Linked DNA regions of Homo sapiens: region 2 is linked to region 1. Evidence: chromatin loops called from intact Hi-C (ENCODE). Cell type or tissue: heart right ventricle. All regions are shown on one strand. Links, peaks and the distances in the headings refer to the core of each region. The heading gives the core; the rest is flanking DNA. Region 1 overlaps PIWIL4-AS1 (PIWIL4 antisense RNA 1). Region 2 overlaps PIWIL4-AS1 (PIWIL4 antisense RNA 1).

Region 1 (9,850 bases), core at 1,949-5,948:
CATTGTTGAAAATGCAGAAAATTACAAGGAAGATAAAAAGTAGTCATAATTCTAATACAATGAAAACTGCTTCTAACTTATTAGTTCAAGTTTTTTTAGTCATTTTTTAGGCAAATAGAAGAGTGTGTATCTTTTAAATAAAATTGAGATCCCACTATATCCTGCCCTGAAATTCTAGGAGTCTATAAACTATGCACAACTAAATAGTAAATTTCTTGCTCAAAGCCTGGCATACAATAGTCATTCCACAAATATTTGTTAACTGAATGGTGAGGAAAACCTGGTTTGTGGGCTTGAGCAACTTCACACTCAGGCCATACCCAAATCTAGACAACGAGCTTTGTGTGCCAAAGGAATGAAATGAGCTAGAAACTGACCACTTTCCTTCAAGAAAGCTTCTCTTCACAAAGAGAACATCAGTGGTAATTCAAATCCCTTTTTTATATTCATTATTTATTTCAGGAGATTGCTTCCATTTGATCTGAAAGCTATACATACAAGGGGCTAGAAGCATGGACCTCAGTGAAAAATGGACTTTGGAGGAAGGAGCCTGGTTATCCCATGCTGGAATTCATCATTTTGCCAGCACCAGAGCGGGTAAGGCCGTTTTTGATGTCCCTGATAGCATGGTACTCTTCAGCTTCTGCACCTCATTATGTCAATCCACTGTACTCAGTACGTGCCCACGCTGTTTGTCTTTTCAAAAGCAGCTGAGTGGAGAGGAGAGGGAATGGACTTTGAAGTCAGACAGACCTGGGTTCAGATACCGAATTCACTATTTACAAGTTTTATGGCCTTGAGAAAATCTGTCATTCCCTGGGCTCTAACATGAGAGTAAGAATGCCCACTTTGCAGTGTTATGATGAGGACCATCAGCTGTCATGTAATGAGCTCTTGCCCTGGCCAGGTGGGAAGCTGGTCAGACATCTTTGAGCACCTAACATGTGTTAGGCACTCTGTTCCTGTTTTGCTCATTTCTCCTCTCAGCAGCCTGTAAACATTCAAGTTGAGGATAAAGCAACCAATATAAACAGAGTAGGCCAGCTCTTTCCCTTCTTTATGATTATCCAATTAATGTGACTCAGCATTAAATGATGGAGATATTGTTACTTTCCTGGAGCAGAGCATACAAATATAAGAACCATACCCTGACACAGAGCTGTGGTCCTCTGTCAGGTCTAAGAGTCCGCTCCCTCCTCCATCCCTCAAATCTGATAGAGACCTACTTTGATGGTAGGAGCCATTCTATAGATGGACGATGAAAGGTTGTTGAGGTTAATGCACTCACAGATGTTTTCACAAGGATATGTCTCCCATTTGTTTGTTGTTTATTCATTTATTCAACAAATATTATTGAGTATCTATTTTATGCCAAGCACTAGTAATACAAGAACGAGAGCAAGATAGACATAGAGAACAACAGACTATACTCTCTGATGTGCCCACCTCTAAAACAGGGTAACTTATATGGCAACAAACATTTGCAGACCTTCTGCACTACACCAGGGTATGTCTTCCAACCAAGACTGCTTCACACAATGAGATAGTCGCCAAAGGGAAGACAGGAAGCTTTGAGAGAGGAAATTTGGATGCATTCCACCCAAAAACCAACTGTCATTTGTTCCTGTGCACTGTCATACTGTCATTCCAGCCTCTTTTTAGAAGTTCTTAAGCCAGCATCTCTTCACACCCCATGGAAAAAAACTAAACCTCCCTAGTTCAACACACAGCCCTTCCAGATCTGACCTCTGCCTGCCCCTCTAGATTCATCTCCTGCTGCCCATCACTAATAGCAACCCCCTCCTTCTCACTGTATCAGCCTCTTCCTGGATCCCTGAATACATCCTGCCCTCACATGCCTGTGAACCTTTGCAAAGGCTGCTATTATCATCTCTCTTCCACTTGGCCAGTTCCTACTCATCTTTGAAGCTTCTGCTTAAGTCATCTGTTCTGGGATCTCTTCCTGCCACCACCTCCTACCAACCCCCATCCTGGTCTGAAGGAGAGTCTCTCCTCCCTCCTCAGTGCTGCCATAGCCTCTGCAGATTCCCATGTCACAGCACGTATCATCACACTGTATTGTGCTTGCCTGAATCCTGAACAGCCTGTGTGCTTCTTGAGACAGATGCCTTGTTTTATTCATCTTTGTACCCCTTTCACTGTTGCATGGCAAATTCATGGTGTATATTTGATGGCTGGCTGGCTGTGTGGCTGGATGAATGAATGAATGAATGAATGACAGTTGGGACCACATCCTCTGAATATCTCTGCCTTCATTGAAAACCTTTTTTGGCTGTGGGAACCTATCTGATTATACAACTGCTTCTGGCACCACCACATCACTTCACCTTGCTTTCAGCACACCTATAGCATTTGATTCAATGACCCTAGGCTTGTTACCAAAGCCTAAAGGCAGAGGAGAGAAAGAAAGTGTGGTTTTCCCACTGATGCTTGGTGCTTTTGTAACCTAGGCAATAGAATCATCCACCAGAGAATTTTAGAACTGAAAGAAGCCTTAGGGATCACTGTAACAAAGGGGTGGCTAAAAACTCCATACTGTGACCATCTCCAAGCTCTGTCTTATCCTTCTGTGAGTTTACCATGTCATCTATCTGCAATCTTTGGGGCAAGGCTGGAACATAGGAAGGGAAGCCAGACCTGTGTCTAGGTTTGCCTAAAGAGAAGGTACTGCTTTTGGGTAAGTGACGAGCTTCTGGGGCTGAGGGAAAAGCTTAGTTCTGGTAGGCAACAGATACCATAATATCTGGTTCCAGTTCAGATAATCAGTCTATATCCTGCAAATATGAAGGCATCCAAGACAAAGCAGGGCAGTGTTGTGGTGAAGTGGGTGAAGCACAGTCACCCACTGTCAGTGGGTGAAGCACAGACACAAGGAATCAGTGTGGCTGAAATCTGTAAATCCTTGTGGGCAGCTGATACTAAGGTGGTTCTCAGAGGCCTGGGATGAGATCCAAGAAAGGTGCAGGTCCTCAGAGGACAGAGTCAGGTGCCAAAATGAGAACCTCGTGAGGTGTTGAAGTAGGATGAGGATACTGGCACTCGGAGAGGAAGTGTAATGTGCCAGAGCTAAGTCAGAAATGGACGAATTATAGAAAAATATTTTAACCATTTATTAGATATATAATATTGCCAGATGTTACACTAAGCCTTTTTTGTATAGATATAGACTATCTCAATTAATTCTCACAACAGCTTTATTCTGAGTTCATGAATGAAAAAATTGGCCTGAAGAGGCTGAGAAACTTGTACGACATCATTCAGCTCACAAATGGCAGAGCTGGAATTTAAACTGAGATCAGTCCAATCCTAGCCACCATAGGCTTCTGTCCCTCCAATTCCCTCTCCAACACTCCCTACTCTGCCTTCACAGCTTAAGGCTCTGGTGGTCCATTTACAAACTTGTATTGCTGGTTATTTGCTTGTCACAGTTAAAATGAAAACTAGCCCTGAGCAGGGCCAGAAAATAAACAGTGCTGTTGTAACATGTGCATTCTCATCCAAGCTCACAGCAGGGCTCTCCCCTACAGCCATCTCAGCTCATGCATAGCCAAGGCCTTGACCCACCTGCTTCAAAGCATCTTTCCTCGACACTCCATTTCCCTACCTCACCTCTCCCCACCACTGGCTAGTGCCAGCTATTCTATCTCTGAGGCTCAATATGGGCTGGTGGGGTTTGCATTTCTAGTGGAGTACCAGAGAAAGCCCTGGAGTGTCCAAACCTTGGGGTTTTGTTGTTGGCTTCCTGCAGTCCACAGAGAATTGCATTATCTTCCAGGGAGTCTCTGTCATCCTGTTGAGTCATAGGCCTTGAGGCAGATCCACACAACATCTGCCCTTCTATTATCCTCAGAGCATCTCGGGCTGCAATTGGGTAGGAGAGCTTCCAGGAAGCTAGCTGTGAACCCAGGATGTTTGGGGGTGATAAGGAGTTTCTGAAGGGAAGTCCCTCTTCCACTCCTGCTTCTGACACTCCTAAAAATATTCCCAGTGATCTGGGCCACTGGGTTTTCAAACTCATTTTAAAGGTCTGGAGCACATTTTCCAAAAGAAATCACATGCAGTCCCTGACATATGAAACAAAAGGGAGACAGTGTTTGGCCACTGTCGCATTTCTGACTGTTGCATTACAAGTTGATTGGGCTGTTCGGCCACCAGCCATATCAAGTATGTGGGGATTTGGTACGGAAGAGGAGTTCCTTCTCAGCAAATCTATAAAATATTTCTTCTTCCTCTTATAGATGTGCTCACTCAGCTGTTTGGGAATCCTGCTGTCTGTCATCCATGCTTCCCAGGGAACTCAACCTGCTTAAGCTCCTCTTTAGGGGAGAGGCAGGAAGTCTGGGAAACACGGCCTGGCAGCGTGGGCCAGGTGCGTCATAGAAATTCAGTGGTACTGTTCCCATTATGGTTATATAAACAGGAAGGAGCAGATTTCCTTTCTGAAGCCTCTCAGGGTCAGGGAGAGTTTTAACACTGGTCAAGGAGGAAGGAGGCAACTTTTCCTGACAGCAGTCTGTGTGCCAAACATTGCCATGTACATGATTTCATTGCATTCAAACCCTTATTGAAATCTTGTGAAGTAGTTAGTCTTATCTCCATTTTGCAGATGAGAAAACTGAGTCTTGCAAAGGCAAACTAACTAAGCCCAGCTCAGACAGCAGATTCACACTCAGGTCTTCATACTCCAGAGCTGCGTTCTATCCATTTTACTCCTGTCTGTCAGTTTCTAAGGACAACATTACTCTGCATCTCCACCTTTCTGAGAAGTTTGATCCTTTTTGTCTATTTTTCTTGCGTACTCTGTAGTGAACAGATGCATATAATGGAATCCATTATCTGTGATCTCCTACTGGCACTTGTTTCAATTAGTTCCTTAAAGTCTCTCATCTGTTTCAACTGTCGTTTTACAGAGAAGAGCACAGTATAAGCAGATTAGGACACTTATTAAAGATTAGTGGCAAAAACAGGGCTACAGCAAGGTCTCCTGCTTCTCTTTCTACCACCCACACTATGCTGACTGCTAAGGCAATAGCATCTTGGGAAAACCACTTTTCTGTGAAAGAAGAGAAGCCTCTGTGTGGTCCAAGAAGACTCGATTTGCAGCTCTGAAAGAAGCAATTCCCCCTCAGGCCTCTGCCTTAGATGCTGGGTTGGAAATATAAGATCATGGTCTCTGCATTTCAGCAGAAACTCACATTTATCCTACAGATTTTGTTTTTTAATAGTTTAGTCATAGATTTCAATTGCAGCAAATGTTTTTGTCCTTAATCTTAACACTGGGTATTTTGTCTGATTTCACTCAATAGATCTGAGTGTAAGTCGGAAGTGTATGATTTTCCTCTGCAGGGACCTTTTCTTGTATGTATTTTTGGAATCGTTCTTTATTCTGACTCATGTCCAAGTACACCTTCTAGTAGCTTCTTGGCTCAGCCAGATTTTATTTCCTTTGATATGATATTGAGTGAAGATTCTTTTAAATCTTCCTCTCTGGACTATACTTGGTAACAGGAATCTGGTGGGGAACGCAGTGCAGGAATGGGACAAATTTAATTTATTTATATATTTCCCAAAACACCTTGCTTTTGTTGATAGCACCTCCTGCATTGATATTTGGAATTTTTAGAGGACACATTTGGCATTTTTACCAAAATGAACCATTGGCTTCCTGTCAGAGTTAATTTCATTTCATCTCTTGGTCGCTGGCCTTGAGGCAGATCCATACAACATCTGTATTGTTTCTGCTTAGGATAATGATTTTTTTAGGTGAGATATGGTTAATTATTCTTCCTATGGAGCCCACTCCTGTCTTCTGGAAATTACGAAACAAAGTAGTTACCTGAGGCCTGATTTTCATTTAGGGAAAATAAAACAGCTGTGTTTTCTTTTTCCTTTTCATCAAGTCTTATAAAGAAGTGGAGCTGTGCTAAAAGGAAAGACTATTAAATCCTAGAGAACAAGAAATGCCCATTGGGCCAATTCAGCCTGGGAGCTAATGCTTCAACCAATCAATTGCAAATTTCATTTTGATGAAACCTTACTGATAGGCATGTGTTTGTCCTATCTGTTGGCTTGTCCTAGGAGGTGCAGATAAGAGACAAGGATAACAGAAGAGAGTCATGCTGAGCTCAGGCAGCCTTAGCCCCTCTTCCCTCTAAATCAGTCCTGCCCATGCTCCCCTGGGAGAGGAGGGGAGGAGGAGCGGGTATTGCTTCCCCGCTCTGCTCTGCTGTTAACTAGCAGAGGGCCTCCAGGAGAGAGAAGGCTACCTGCAGAGAAGATGATCAAAGGGCAATACCAGGAAGGAGAGGAAGGCAGAGAGATGACTCAGCTCAGCTCACTTCTTTCTGTCTTTCATGCTTGAAATTGGTGATTTCCTTGGGGGCTGGGGATGGGAAGGCCATACACACATCCTAGTGGGCCCTAGCTACTGTCTTAACTTGTTATTATGGCATTTGTGCAGCTCTTTCTTGCAAAGAGAATTAATAGCATCATTTGGCTGGATAAAGTTTCTCCCCATGTGGCATTTAGCCCCTCACCCATCTCTTGGAGAAAGAAGCATATCTGTGTGAGACTCCGTCTCTTCCTCTTCTGAACACCATCAAGTAGCTATGTAACCCCTGGGGGCCCCTTGAGTGAGAACAGCCTGTAAAGGCCCTCCTGTGGTCTGCTCCTCCAAGTAGAGCCTGCAGTCAAAGCAGACCCTGCCACCTCTGCAGCAGAGGCTGGGCAGGGGCTTGATGGCATTCCCAGACTGCTACAGGGCAGGTTCCCGGCTTACAGCTGGAGTCCCTGCACACTAAGCAGAATATCTGTGATGGGCATTGTACCCCCAAAAAAGTATGTAGAGTGTGCTCTTAGCTCTAGAAATGCAGCTAAGATTTCCTTTGATCCTGGCATTATGTCCAGTGTTGCTATATAACCATACCTCATTTACTGAGGAACGAGGGAGCTGATTGAGTTTTCCAGATAACTGAAGCGTTATGTGTTACCCTTTAAACACTTAAATTTTGTTTAAGATTTTACTGTTTTCTAATGGTTGATAAGACTTTTCTTCTATGACTTTTTAATATACTTTCTTGCCTTCCTAAACAGAAAACAGTCATACCCCAGCTTATGTTTGGGAGTGGAGCAAAATTTCATTTAGAAATTTTTGCCTTTAATCTGGAATCCATAATAATAATATCCAACTTGTTTAAACAATTCGTATACACATTTGAATATGCCTTAAAAATTCCTACTAGGACACATAAGAAGTTGTGGATGGTTTTTAGTTTGCGGATGGAGATTAGGAGAGGACAGGAAAGGAGACTTTTATTTTTCAGTTTATACTCATCTATACCAAATGTTTTTTCCTTTACAGCAAACACATTTTATTTGTTTATATTATAAAAATAAAATTAAAACATTTACAATAATATAAGGAAAGAAAGAACATTAGAGTTAGGAGTTGGGTTCCCAGGCCAGCTCCCAAAAGCCCATCAACTCACGATATATCATGGCAATAGTAACAGTGACCATTAGACACCAGGCCCCTGTATAATCTGTTTCTATGGTAAACTTCCTCTTGAGCTCCAGAAATATTTCCACCTTGTCGTTTCCTCCCCATACGTCCCACCTCTAATAAATATGCTTCCCTAGAAACAGGGGCAGGGACTCCCTCTTGCTGTCTGCTGGGGCCATGGCAGCAGGAGGCCCACCTGCCACCTGGGATGAAAAGGAGAGCAATCTGGCATGCTCTAGCCCTCTATGTGGGAAGAAAATGAACATTTATTTATGTATGTATGTATTTTGAGACGAAATCTCACTCTGTCACCCAGGCTGGAGTGCAATGGCACAATCTCTGCTCACTGCAACCTCTGCCTCACGGGTTCAAGCGATTCTCCTGCTTCAGCCTCCTGAGTAGCTGGGATTACAGGCACCTGCCTCCACACCCAGCTAATTTTTGTATTTTTAGTAGAGATGGAGTTTCACCATGTTGGCCAGGCTGCTTTTGAACTCCTGACCTCAGGTGATCCACCTGCCTCTGCCTCCCAAAGTGTTGTGATTACAGGCATGAGCCACCATTCCCAGCCAGAAAATGAATATTTATTATGTACCTATGTGTGCTAGACACTGTGCCTGGTCTGTCTCATACCTTACCTATTTCGCTGCTCCTAACAATCCAGTGAGGTATGTATTATTGTTAGGAAACTGAAAATGCCTGCCACCCAATATTCACAGAGCTGAGATGCAAATCCGTAAACTTGTGCACTGTTTATTATAACTCAGTGACACTCCAGCAGAACCATTTCTTTATAAGAGACCTATAAAAGTCAAGTGTGGGTAGGCACTTTGGACATTGCCCTGAGATTCAATAAGGTCTGTCATGGAATCCCTTATTAGAAGGGCACTGATCATCTCTGTGTCTGCAGTGCCTTGCACAGCGCTGGAAGCATGGTAAATTCCCAATAAATGTTTGTTTAATTAATATGAAACATTATTGTTGGCTCTATTCTACTTCCTAAGATAGAAAATTGGAATCATTGACTTTAGAGAATTTTCAACAGCAAATACTGAAACAAGAGAAATGTTTTCTCATTAACCCTCAGTTGATTAGGAAATTCAAATAACTAAAATGTTGTAAGGATAGTTCCTAGTTTACAAGTCATCCATTTATATGAACAAATTGAAGGCAAGTCCATTGTGAGAACAGTTTGGCAGGCTCCAGAACCTAATCACCCTGTGGAGCACTGGCAACGCTCTTCATAGGGGTAAACCTGTTGCCAGCTCCAAGTAACCAGCCTTCAAGCCAACTCTTGGAATGCAAACTAAAAGTTGGAGACAACGAACATTCCTCTAATGTAAACATACTCTGTGGTTAATATCTTCTTTTAGTAACTCAAAATTGTTAAGGGATAAAAAGAGTCCATTTGTGTCAGCTGTAAAGGAGCATGGCATCCAATAATAACTAATGTTTATTTGACTTTTACAGTGTGACACTCTCTCTCCTAGGGGCTCCAAGTGCATTAGTTTATTGCACTCTCACCACATTGGTATGCTAGGTATGATTATTATCTCCATGTTTACACAAAGCTAAGGCTGAAAGAAATTAAGTTACTAGCTAGTATTGGAACAGGTATTAGAACCCAGGTCTGGCTGATCCCAAGGCCTTCTATAGGTCACCTCTCTTGAGACACAAATGTTATTTGCTTGATTCTATGGGAAACCAGAGGAGACTGATTCTGCAGACAGCCCATCTGAGCCCATCCACTCATAAGATCAGCAGGTCAAAACCTGCTGTTAGGATCTAGGACTGATAATTGGAATTGGCAATGGCAAAGCCATTCTTGACCTTGACAAGAGCTACTCTGGCAGAGTGAGGTAGAAACCTATTTAGGCTGCTTGTAAGAGCAAAATGGAGAATGGGTGCTATCAGTGTAGACAATTATTTTAATGAATTTTGTTGTAAAGGGGAGATGAGAATTGGAGTAATGGCTGGAGATACATAGAGTCAAGAAAGGATTTTTAAAAAGACAGGATCATAGTAGTATGTCTGTATACTGACAGGAGTGATCAAGGACAGAAGAAAATATTAATCCAGGTGGGAAGAGGGAAAAGCCACATAAATGGGATCTGATCCATACAGGAGGCCATAATGGCCTTAGATGATTCATCCATAGCAACAAGAGAGCGGGAGAGTAAATAAACAGGCAAATGCAGAGTGATTGCTGGGCTGCACTAGCTCCATTTGATTTTAGTGGACATGAATCGAAAATAAGACCAGAGAGCATAATTTTGTGCTTTTTTTTTTTTTTTTGAGACGGAGTCTTGCTCTGTCACCCAGGCTGGA
Region 2 (9,850 bases), core at 3,777-7,776, 74 kb before region 1:
TCTGGACATCATGGCCACCCAAATTCAGTTTTTATGTGATACCAAGGTGAATTATTCTGTACAACTGCTTATGCAGGAAAACTTTCCTCCCGGTCCATGAGTGATATTGGATGGAAGGGAAGCCACAAACAAGATTCTTACTCCTCCTTTGGTTTGTCAATTTGAGAAACAAATCTTCCAACAGGAATTTTTAGTAGTACCAAGCTGCCCAATTCCCCTGTGGGAAAGAGATATTATGGTGAAAATAGTGACACTACTGCAATTTAAGCAATATTAGCAGGTGAAACTGCTAATAGTAAGAAATAAGGCAATGTCCCAGACCATGTCAATAAACAGGTTAACCCACTGGCATGGTATACTGGAAACCCAGGGAAGGCTAAAACAGCAGTGCCAGTCAAAATACAGCTTAAAGACCCCAGCCATTTTCCCAATGGAAAACAATACCCAGTTGAACAGGAAGCAAGCAAAGGTCTAGCTCCCATAGTTGAGATATTACTTACCCATGGACTCTTAAAACCCTGCAATTCTCCCTGCAATACCCCCATCTTACCTGTTCTCAAGCCTGGGGGGAATACCAGCTAGTACAGAACCTCAGAATAATGAATGAGGCTGTTATCCCCGTCCACCCATTGGTGGCAGATCCATATGCCCTCCTGGCTCAGGTGCCAGGGCATGCAAAATGGTTCTCAGTCCTAGACCTTTCTTCTCCATTCCTCTGGCCCCGAGCCCCCCAGTACCTTTTTGCTTTCGAATGGGAAAATCCTAATACCAGATAAAAACAATACACTTGGACAGTGCTTCCTCAGGGCTTTCGGGATAGCCCCCACTTCTTTGCCTGAGCATTAGAGCGGGATCTGAGGGATTTCAAGTTAGAAAATGGAGGTATTCTTCAGTATGGGGATGACCTTGTGTGTAGCCCAACCTAGGAGGTTTCTGACCAAAATACTATAAAAACTTTGAATTTCCTGGCAGACAGAGGATACAAAGTGTCCAAAAAGAAGGCTCAGATTACCCTCCAATGGGTCCACTATTTAGGATATGTCTTAACACCCGGAACCCGGCAAATATCCCCAGAAGGAGTGCAAGCTATATGTGGTTTGGCCGCGTGCACCACCCCCAGCCCCCACCCTGACCCACCTCCAAGCAGCAGCTTTGTTCCTTTTTGGGGATGGCCGGGCTTTGGAGAATATGAGTACCAAATTTTGGGCTCATAGCAAAGCCCCTATATGAAGCAACAAGGGGGCCTGAAAATGAGCTAATGGAATGGACCCCGGAAATGAGGAAAGCCTTTGCCAAGTTAAAACAGGTTCTCACCCAGGCTCCTGCTCTTGGTATCCCAGACCTAATTAAGGCCTTCTCCTTGTATGTAGCAGAGAAGAGGGGCATAGCTGTGGGAGTGCTAGCCCAGAAATTAGGATCAGAACCCAGACCAACCGCCTACTTCTCAAAAAAGTTGGACGGAGTGGCCTCAGGATGGCCAAGTTGCCTGCGGGCAATAGCAGCCACTGCTGTTAGTGGAGGAAGCCACTAAAATCACCCTAGGGCAACCACTGGAAGTTCTAACGCTCCATCAGGTAAAGTTAGTCTTAGAAATAAAGGGACACATCTGGATGACAGGGGAAATGTTAACTAAATACCAGCCCATGCTCCTAGACAATCCAGATATAACTCTTAAAACCTGCAACACTTTAAATCCAGCTTCATTGCTGCCCACAGGCCCAATAATTGATCATTCCTGTGAGCAGGTCATTGCACATACATATGTTAGCCAGCCTGATTTAAAAGATGAGGCTCTCCCAGATTCTGAAGCTGACCGGCTCACAGACGGCAGTAGTTCTTTGTCGAATGGGGAGCACAGAGCTGGATATGCAGCAGTAAATCATGACACAATTATTGAAGCCCAGCCAGTGCCCCCTGGCACATCAGCACAAAAGGCTAAAATCATTGATCTTACTCAAGCATTAATGTTGGGACAAGGGAAAAAACTTAACATCTATACAGATTCTAAATATGCATTCCTTGTGGTTCATGCTCATACCGCCATCAGGAAAGAAAGGGGATTACTTACTAGCAAGCACTCCCCTATAGAGCATGGACCTGAAATTCTGCAGCTATTGAAGGCAATACACCTGCCAAAGGCCATAGCTATCATTCATTGTAGGGGGCATCAAAGGGACTTAACCCCTATAGCACAAGGGAATGGAAAGGCTGACGGAAGCCAAAGCAAAAGCCCTCAGCGTGCAATCCCAACAGATCCTAGCACTGCTTCCTTTCTACAATTCCCCAGTAGAACCCAAATACACACCACAGGAAGAACAGCTAATAAAAAAAGCAAGGGAGACAAAAACAAGGATCCTGGTGGCATATGGAGCCAAAAATATATCTCCCTCAGGCAGCCCAGTGGAGAGTTATAAAAGCCCTGCATGACTCTTTCCATGTGGGGAGGGATGCGGCTCTGGCCATGGTAAACAAGTTCTTTACTGGGTTTAACTCAGCTTCAATGGCTAAGCAGGTCTGTCAAGCCTGCTCACTGTGTGCATTTAACAATCCAGGCATCAAAATGCCCCCTCTAATAAAACCAGTCCAAAGGAGGGGAACTTATCCAGGGGAAGACTGGCAGTTAGACGTCATCCATATGCCAGCTTGCAGAGGATACAAGCTTTTGTTAATACTAATAGATACTTTTAGGTTGGGTCAAAGGTTACCCCAGAAAAGGCTAATGAGGTTCTAAGGTCCTCTTAAAAGAAATAATTCCCCAGTTTGGGTTACCTCAGGGTCTCCAAAGTGATAATGGCTAATCCTTTATCTCCCAAATAACTCAAGGGGTTGCTAAGGCTCTTGGAATAAAATACTATTTACATTCAGCCTGGAGGCCCCAATCCTCTGGAAAAGTGGAAAGGGTTAACCAAACTCTAAAATAAGCACTAGCTAAACTATGTCAGGAAACATCAGAAACTTGGGTTAGCTTATTGCTCACAGCCCTTTTAAGAATTTGTAATACCCCTAGCTCAAAAATTAACAGAAGCCCATATAAAATGTTATACAGAAGGCCATTCTTAACTAATGATTTAATTATTGACCCAGAAAGAGTTGGTGTAATTAAATACCTAGTCAACCCAGAACAATTCCAGCGGGTTTACAAGAGTTTGGAATTCAAAGGCTCCTCACACTTGGAACTAACCAGCAACCCAAAATCAGGCCAGGAGATAGGGTACTTGTTAAAACATGGAATGAGGGATCACCTGCCCAACAATTACAACCCCAATAGAAGGGACTTTTTTCAGTAATACTGGCCACGTCTTCTGTGGTCAAAGTACTAGTATTAGATAGCTGGATACATCTTTCAAGGATCAAACCATCAATACCAGAAGCTCCAGACCAGGAACCTGAAGTTCCCATCAGCCAGTACACCTGTGAACCAGTGGAGGACCTGAAGTACCTGTTTAAAAGATAGCCAAAAGATAAGTAAATGCCTACCAACTTTCTTTGGTGTCTTTGTTGCATAGTTACTGTGGGCTGGAAAATAGTAGCCATTTTTATCTTTGCAGTTTAATTGCCTTCTTCCAAATAGATAAAAATCACTTCCTTTGTAATAATTAAACAGAATTTAAAAAATACATTTCTATGACAAATATTCCTGATGGCATAAGTATCCACCCCAAGGTTCCCATTAAATCTTTTAACCTAAAGTATTTCCTCTCACCTAGAGATCATCGAGCTGTGTGACAAGGGTGCCAGCCACTCCAGGTGAAGACACCACCCCAGGCCATCAAGGATCTTCCCTACCTTCACTAAACAGAGCAGGGTGAAAGTTGTGTGATCCCCAATAGGTAGGGACTACACCCCAAGTCAGCAGGAAGCAGTTACAGAAGAAAGACCATTGGTCCCTCTGCTTCCCATAAAGATTTATGGGGATCACAGCTTTCACGGGGGAGATGAGGCAAGAGAATAGGGCATGCAGGCAGGGTACTTGAGGCCAATCCACGCTGACTTCCTAGAACTGAATTAAATGAAAGCTCCTCAGCAATGACAGGAATGTGAATGGCTTTGTAACTTCTTCCTCTCCATTAATGCTATTTCCACTTTGTAACTTCACTTTCATCCTCTCCATTTACATAGATCACACACCAAGTAACATCCTCTCCATTTACAGTAGGGCGCATTCCGAGTCAATGACTCTGACTGCACTTCGTTCTCCTCATTTACATAGAACATTCGCCAAGTAACCAATGGGAAACCTCTAGAGTATTGAAACTCCAGAAAATTCCGTAAGTGGGGCTCTTGAGCGTCTACACTCGGGTCGCTCCCACACTGTGGCGTGTACTTTTATTCTCAATAAATTCCCGCTTTTGCTTTCCTCGTTCTGTTTGAGTGTTTTGTCCAATTCTTTGTTTGAGGCGCCAAGAACCTGGACACCTTCTACCAGTGACACTACCAATTTTTGATTCCATTAAAGATCACAGGTATTTTCTGAACATTTACCCTGTACCAGTCTTGCAGGGTCCAAACTCCTGTTAAAGAGCTTGTGGGCTAATGGAGGGAGCAGGCATGTGAACAAGCAAATTATGAAATAGCGTGCAGAGTACAGCAGTAGAGATGTATTCTAGGATCAGAGGTCACACAGAGGAGGGGTGCCTGATTAACTGTGCAGGGAGACAGGGAGGGAAATGTCTGAGGTGGGTCTGAGGTGAGAACAGTAGGGTTCAACAGAAGGATGAGGGAAGTGTGAAACAGTGTTCAGGGAATCATAAGCGGTTGGAACTCTAAACAGTCCTCACCTTACCTGGCTCACAGCAGGAGAGAGCCACGGGCAACTTTTCATGATTTATTTTTGATTTGCAGTGCATGGGACACACTGTCCCAAATTCCCCCTTGCCATTATTCAGTGAGTCTACTTTTAGCTAGTTTTGATCCTTGTTCAAAAACAGATACATATTTTAGGTTGTTGCTATTTGTTTATACTTGAATGGGGATAAATTCTATGTGCTTTATCAAGAGCTTTAGATATTTAAAGAGCAAGACAGTCTGAGTGCCCAGCGAGAAAGCCTGGTTATGTTCAGCTCCTCGGTCTCTCGCTCTGGTTAGCGCCAAACCTTGGCTCAATAAGGCCAGCTACTAATCACATACTTGAAAATTTACAAATATCCTGTTTTTAATGATGTTAACTTTGCTGTATTTGTTGTCAACTACATCTTATTTTTCTAGGATCATTAGTAAGAACTTAAGGCAAATATCAAGATGAATTGGCTAGTCTTAGTATTAGCCAGAAGTTGGTCTTTATCTATAATCTTTTTCTGTATTTTCAGATACAGTATTCTGAGAAAGACAAAGAAAAAAACTTTGTCTTATTCCCTCCTAAAAAAAAAAAAACGTACCTGGAAATGCACTAATTGTGCAGCAGTTCCTCCTTGGCTCAGCCCCAGATCCCCAGAGAAGACTGTGTGCCTGTCTCTATTAATTGCTTATGTTGTATGGGTTCCCAGGCCATTCTCAGCCATGCGCATACACGTTTTGTGCCTTGCCAGGTATTGTGTCCTATTGTTCTTGGAAAAATACTTTGTGCCTTTATTGTCCCGCCCAGAGGCAGAAAAGACACAAGGACTGCTAGAAGTCAGTTTGGTGATTCTATTACTCCACGTAATTGTGGAAGGTTCTGGGAACTGGAAAAGTAATCAAGGTAGCACTTCCATAAGATATTCAAAGGAAACCAAATATTGAAATTCTTGGGAGAAAGGAGTCTTGAGAAGCTTGAAATCTCAGCAAGTTTAAGTGTGTGAGAAGTGGCTACTAACAACATTGCCAGCTTCTGAGAGGCCTCTGGGAGGAGACTGTAAACAGGCTGTGGGGGTCTCTGGAGAAGGTCGTACATTTTGCTAATTACAAGTGAACTAGAACATGCATGAGATTTGATAGGAAGAATGCTGGGGTGTGAATGAAGTGAGTTGACTTTCAATAGAAGGTCGAGAGACTCAAGTCATTTATTAGGCCAAGGACAGTGAATGTTTGCTCTCAGCAGCTGTGTGCTGAGGAAGAGGCAGCAGGAGCAGGTGGGGAGAAGCAGCTTTGCCTCTCAAGAACCAAAAGAAGGTGCCAGAAAGTAGGGCAGACCTCTGAGCCGGCACACAAACTCCAAAATGGCTGCTGTTTACATCACACAAGCTCATTTTAGGAGGAATTATCTCAAAATTATTATACTCTGAATCCCAAGGAGAGTCCTTTTGAGGGTCTTAGTTATACCAGAGGGAAAATCAAGGTCCCCCAAAAGGACACTTCTTGGGGTTCAGAGTATGGGCAAGGCTTAATTGGAAGATCTTTAATCTAGTACTCAGCTCATATGGCCTGTGCTCACCCAGGGATCCCCAGTGATAGGCAGAAGATGGGGGCTGGTAGGGGGGAGGTATCCATCGTGGCATCTACTACTCCAGATTGGAGTTGCTGAGTTTGGAGAAGTTGCAACCATTATTTAGAACTCTTGGAGATATCACTGGAATACTAATGAAGAAGGCAAAGGAAATCCCTTAGGATAATTTCAGGGTTGTCTGTGAAGAACATAAACAATATGATAGATAATAGAGTGATAACATTTGAACTGATAATTTTTTAAAGTATATAATAGAAGAATATTTGCATAATATCTCTGGAGATTGGAGAGAAATGAAATGTGTCAAACAGAAGGAACTGGATATGATGTCAGCAGCCTTTCGTCCCACTGTTCTCTCCTCTCTAGACTGTCTTCCATTTGGCTGTCCAAGCAATAGCACTAAAATATAAACCTGGCCATGCCACTTCCTACATAAAGCCATTCAGAGACTGTAGTCACTTCCATTCAGGAAAATATTCACCCGCTTAGCACAACCCATGGGACCTCACTGATGTGATCCCTGCCTTCTCCAGCTTCAATTCTGTGCTCATTACCCACTCCCCGACTCCCTCCCCTGACCCTGTGACCCTTGACTCTGGTCCTACTGAACTGTTTACCTATAAAGAACATGTTCTTTAAAGACTGTACATTTGTACACACTGTTCCCTTGACCTGGAATACTTTTTTTTAGTTTTATTTTTCTTTCTTAAGTCATCAAGACTAAATCTAAGGGTCTTCTGGGAAGACCTACTCAAGCAGAATTAATTACTACACCCCTCCTTTCCCTACCTGCTCCTTCATGCACTCACTATAACCAATGTAGTTGGCCCTTATTAGCATTTGCAGGTTTAAATTCCAAATATTATCAAGCAAATGGAACATCCATTACATATAAAAATTTGGTAATTTTGTAGGACTCCAGTTTGGATTACATCTGCTGGGAGGTAGGTTTCTAGGAAGTGGTCAATAGTTGTTGAGGGAACTTAGTCAACCATCCAGCATCTGCCTCTCAGTGTGATTTGTCCTCTGTGCTTGTGGTCATGTGGGCAGCAATCTCATGGAGGGATGAAACACTTGGTTTACCCCTACAATGTTACCTAATTAACGCTGCACAAATATCTTCTCATTTAACCCCCACAAAATTGCTATGAGTGCTTATTACAATTCCCATTTTTAGAGGTAAGGAAATTGACACTTAAGAGATGAAATTTTCCCACATTTATACAGCTAGCAAGTGAAGTTAGGACTCAAACACAGATTCTAACCTGACAGAATGAAATAGAGAATAAGAGAACTCAAGTAGCACTGGTGATTTCGGAAGTTGGTGAAAAGGGATAAAGACTATGAAGACATTTTTAAAATGTGATTACTCTTAGCTTTTAAATGGTTTTGAATAAATTAAACAGTGGGGAAAATTGTTAGAGAAGAATTTGCAAATTCAGGAATTCTTGATGGTCTCATGACAAATTTTCTGGACACAGATCTTTAGGCACAGCCCTAAATGTTGAAAACCTATTCTTCTATGGCCTCCCATCACTAAACTTGAAAAGCAATCCACAGACTCCACGTCTTTGGGCAGAGTGGATCCCATTTCTTTCTTTTGTGTTTCTGGGCCACCGTGGTTGCCTGGTTCTCCTCCCGCCTCACTGGAGTCTCTTTCTCGGTCCCCTTTGCTGGTTCTTCCTTATCTCTCCAGCCTCTACATGCCAGAGTACTTAGGGCCTCCCTTGGTCTACTCTCTGTCTCTATATTCTTCTTTGATGATGTCTTATCCCAGTCTCCAGGCTTAATTTTTCCCTATATGCTGACAATGTCCGTGAACTCCAAACAGCAATATCCATGTAGATGATCTAATAGACGTCTCAAATGTGAAATGTCTCCAACGTTCTATCTTCTCCTTCAAACCTCATTTTCAGCTTTGTACAGCTTAGTTGATGACAACTCTATCCTTCCAGTTGCTTAGACAAAAACCCTGGAGTCTTCCTTAACTCCTTTCTTTCCCTTATGCTTCACATCCAATCTTCCAGGAAATTCTGTTAGCTCTAACTTCAACATCTCTGTAGAATATAGCCACTTTTCACCATTGCTACCCTAGATCAAATAAACCTCATGTCTCTCCTGGACTATACAAGCACATCCTAATTCATTTTCTTTTTTTCAACACTTGCCACAAACCCACAAACCCACAAACCCTACTGTCTATTCTCAAAACAGCAGTCAAAGTGGTGCTTTCAAAACATAGATCATGTCACTTCTTTGTTCAAAAACCTCTTAAGACCTCCATTGTTAAAAATCGCCATATTTCTCAGAGTAGAAGCCAAAGTCCTTACATCAACTTATAAGGTCCTATGTGATTTTTGCACCCCACATCCTTGCCTACTGATATATCATATATTATTTATTTAGTAGGCTTATCGTCTCTCTTCTCTTCTAAAGACAGCAAGGATTTTGCTCTGTTTTATTTACTGTGTGTCTCCCACCTAGGAGACATTGGATACTCAAAAAGTATTTGTCTAACATTACAGCAGGATGTCGTGAAGTCTGGTCCTTAAAGCATGTATATGATTCTGGACTTCTATCATATGTGTTATGAATACCTTCACTGAAGTGAGTAAGGTGCAAGAAAATGTGAGAAATAATTTAAGAACAGCATCATTGTCACAGGCTCTTTTGTGATACTGGTTTCCCAAATGGAAAGCTCATTCTTAATGAAATTTTTTTTCAAATGTGACATCTTTCCAAATTAGTCAGAGAAAACAAACTGACCTCATGCCAATTTTACTTTCGAATGTCAATAGAAAATCACCAGTCTGCTGCTTTAAATAGTGGGAGGAGTCAGTAATTGCCTGGGGACCCGAGGGAACAGCATTAGGTGGTGGTGACAACAGATATTGTCTGTCACCAAGACTATTGATGGAAGACTAAATTCATCAAGATCTGAGTAAAAATTTCTAAGCCCTTTTCTCTTTTCTTAAAAATAACCCAATTTTTCTTTATAGTGCTTTAGAGTTGGCCACAAGCAGAGGTAAGTTTTGTTTTACACAGTAAATATCTTCCCCAAAAAGCTGCAGATCAACATTCCCTAAATTCATGAATGTAGAATGCATGAGGAGAGCTTACTCTTCAAAGGACCCTGAGAGGGGGTTTGGGGGGCAAAGAGAGCTCCTGCTGTGTGCTGGGCTGTGCAGAGCCCCAGTTCTCCCATTTCTAAGGAGCCTCCTCACCCCTTCCGTAAAACGGGTTCATGGTATCTAACTCATAGGGTTATTGAGAAGATTATCTGGATATATATGAAAATGATGTATAAAGTATAAAGTGATGTCTAAATATTGGTCTATGACTAAGCAGAAAAACATTTTCATAAATCAAAGCACTCCTCTGTAATAATGGGAGTAAATATGTAAATATGGGAAATAATCCTCCTATAATTTTTCCACCTTGGAAGTCTGGATTTTTCACATACCAAGCTGGGTCAGATTTCTGTTATCA

The links. Peaks named below come from ENCODE experiments on the same cell type or tissue, not always from the same donor. Only the 100,000 strongest peaks of a DNase experiment are listed, where the experiment ranks them.
Region 2: it touches region 1 in a loop (2.7-fold over the local background); 10 of 110 quality-filtered maps call a loop at or near these places.

What each region holds. Positions count from the first base shown.
Region 1 is chr11:94,728,459-94,738,308 of GRCh38, forward strand. All of the region lies in intron 1 of PIWIL4-AS1 (PIWIL4 antisense RNA 1), which reads right to left. It also overlaps a transcript of AMOTL1 not described here. Among named protein-coding and RNA genes, the nearest start is that of PIWIL4-AS1, 7.0 kb to the right of the region's middle. RefSeq lists an enhancer at 5,896-6,568. In heart right ventricle, for the core only: no CTCF peak of the experiment used is centred there; DNase peaks (open chromatin) are centred at 3,560 and 4,383; H3K27ac peaks cover 3,426 bases.
Region 2 is chr11:94,653,105-94,662,954 of GRCh38, forward strand. All of the region lies in intron 4 of PIWIL4-AS1 (PIWIL4 antisense RNA 1), which reads right to left. It overlaps LINC02700 (long intergenic non-protein coding RNA 2700), which reads left to right. Exons shown (of 6, transcript NR_187352.1): 6 at 1-4,364. Among named protein-coding and RNA genes, the nearest start is that of LINC02700, 20 kb to the left of the region's middle. RefSeq lists an enhancer at 3,325-4,261. In heart right ventricle, for the core only: no CTCF peak of the experiment used is centred there; a DNase peak (open chromatin) is centred at 5,437; H3K27ac peaks cover 1,646 bases.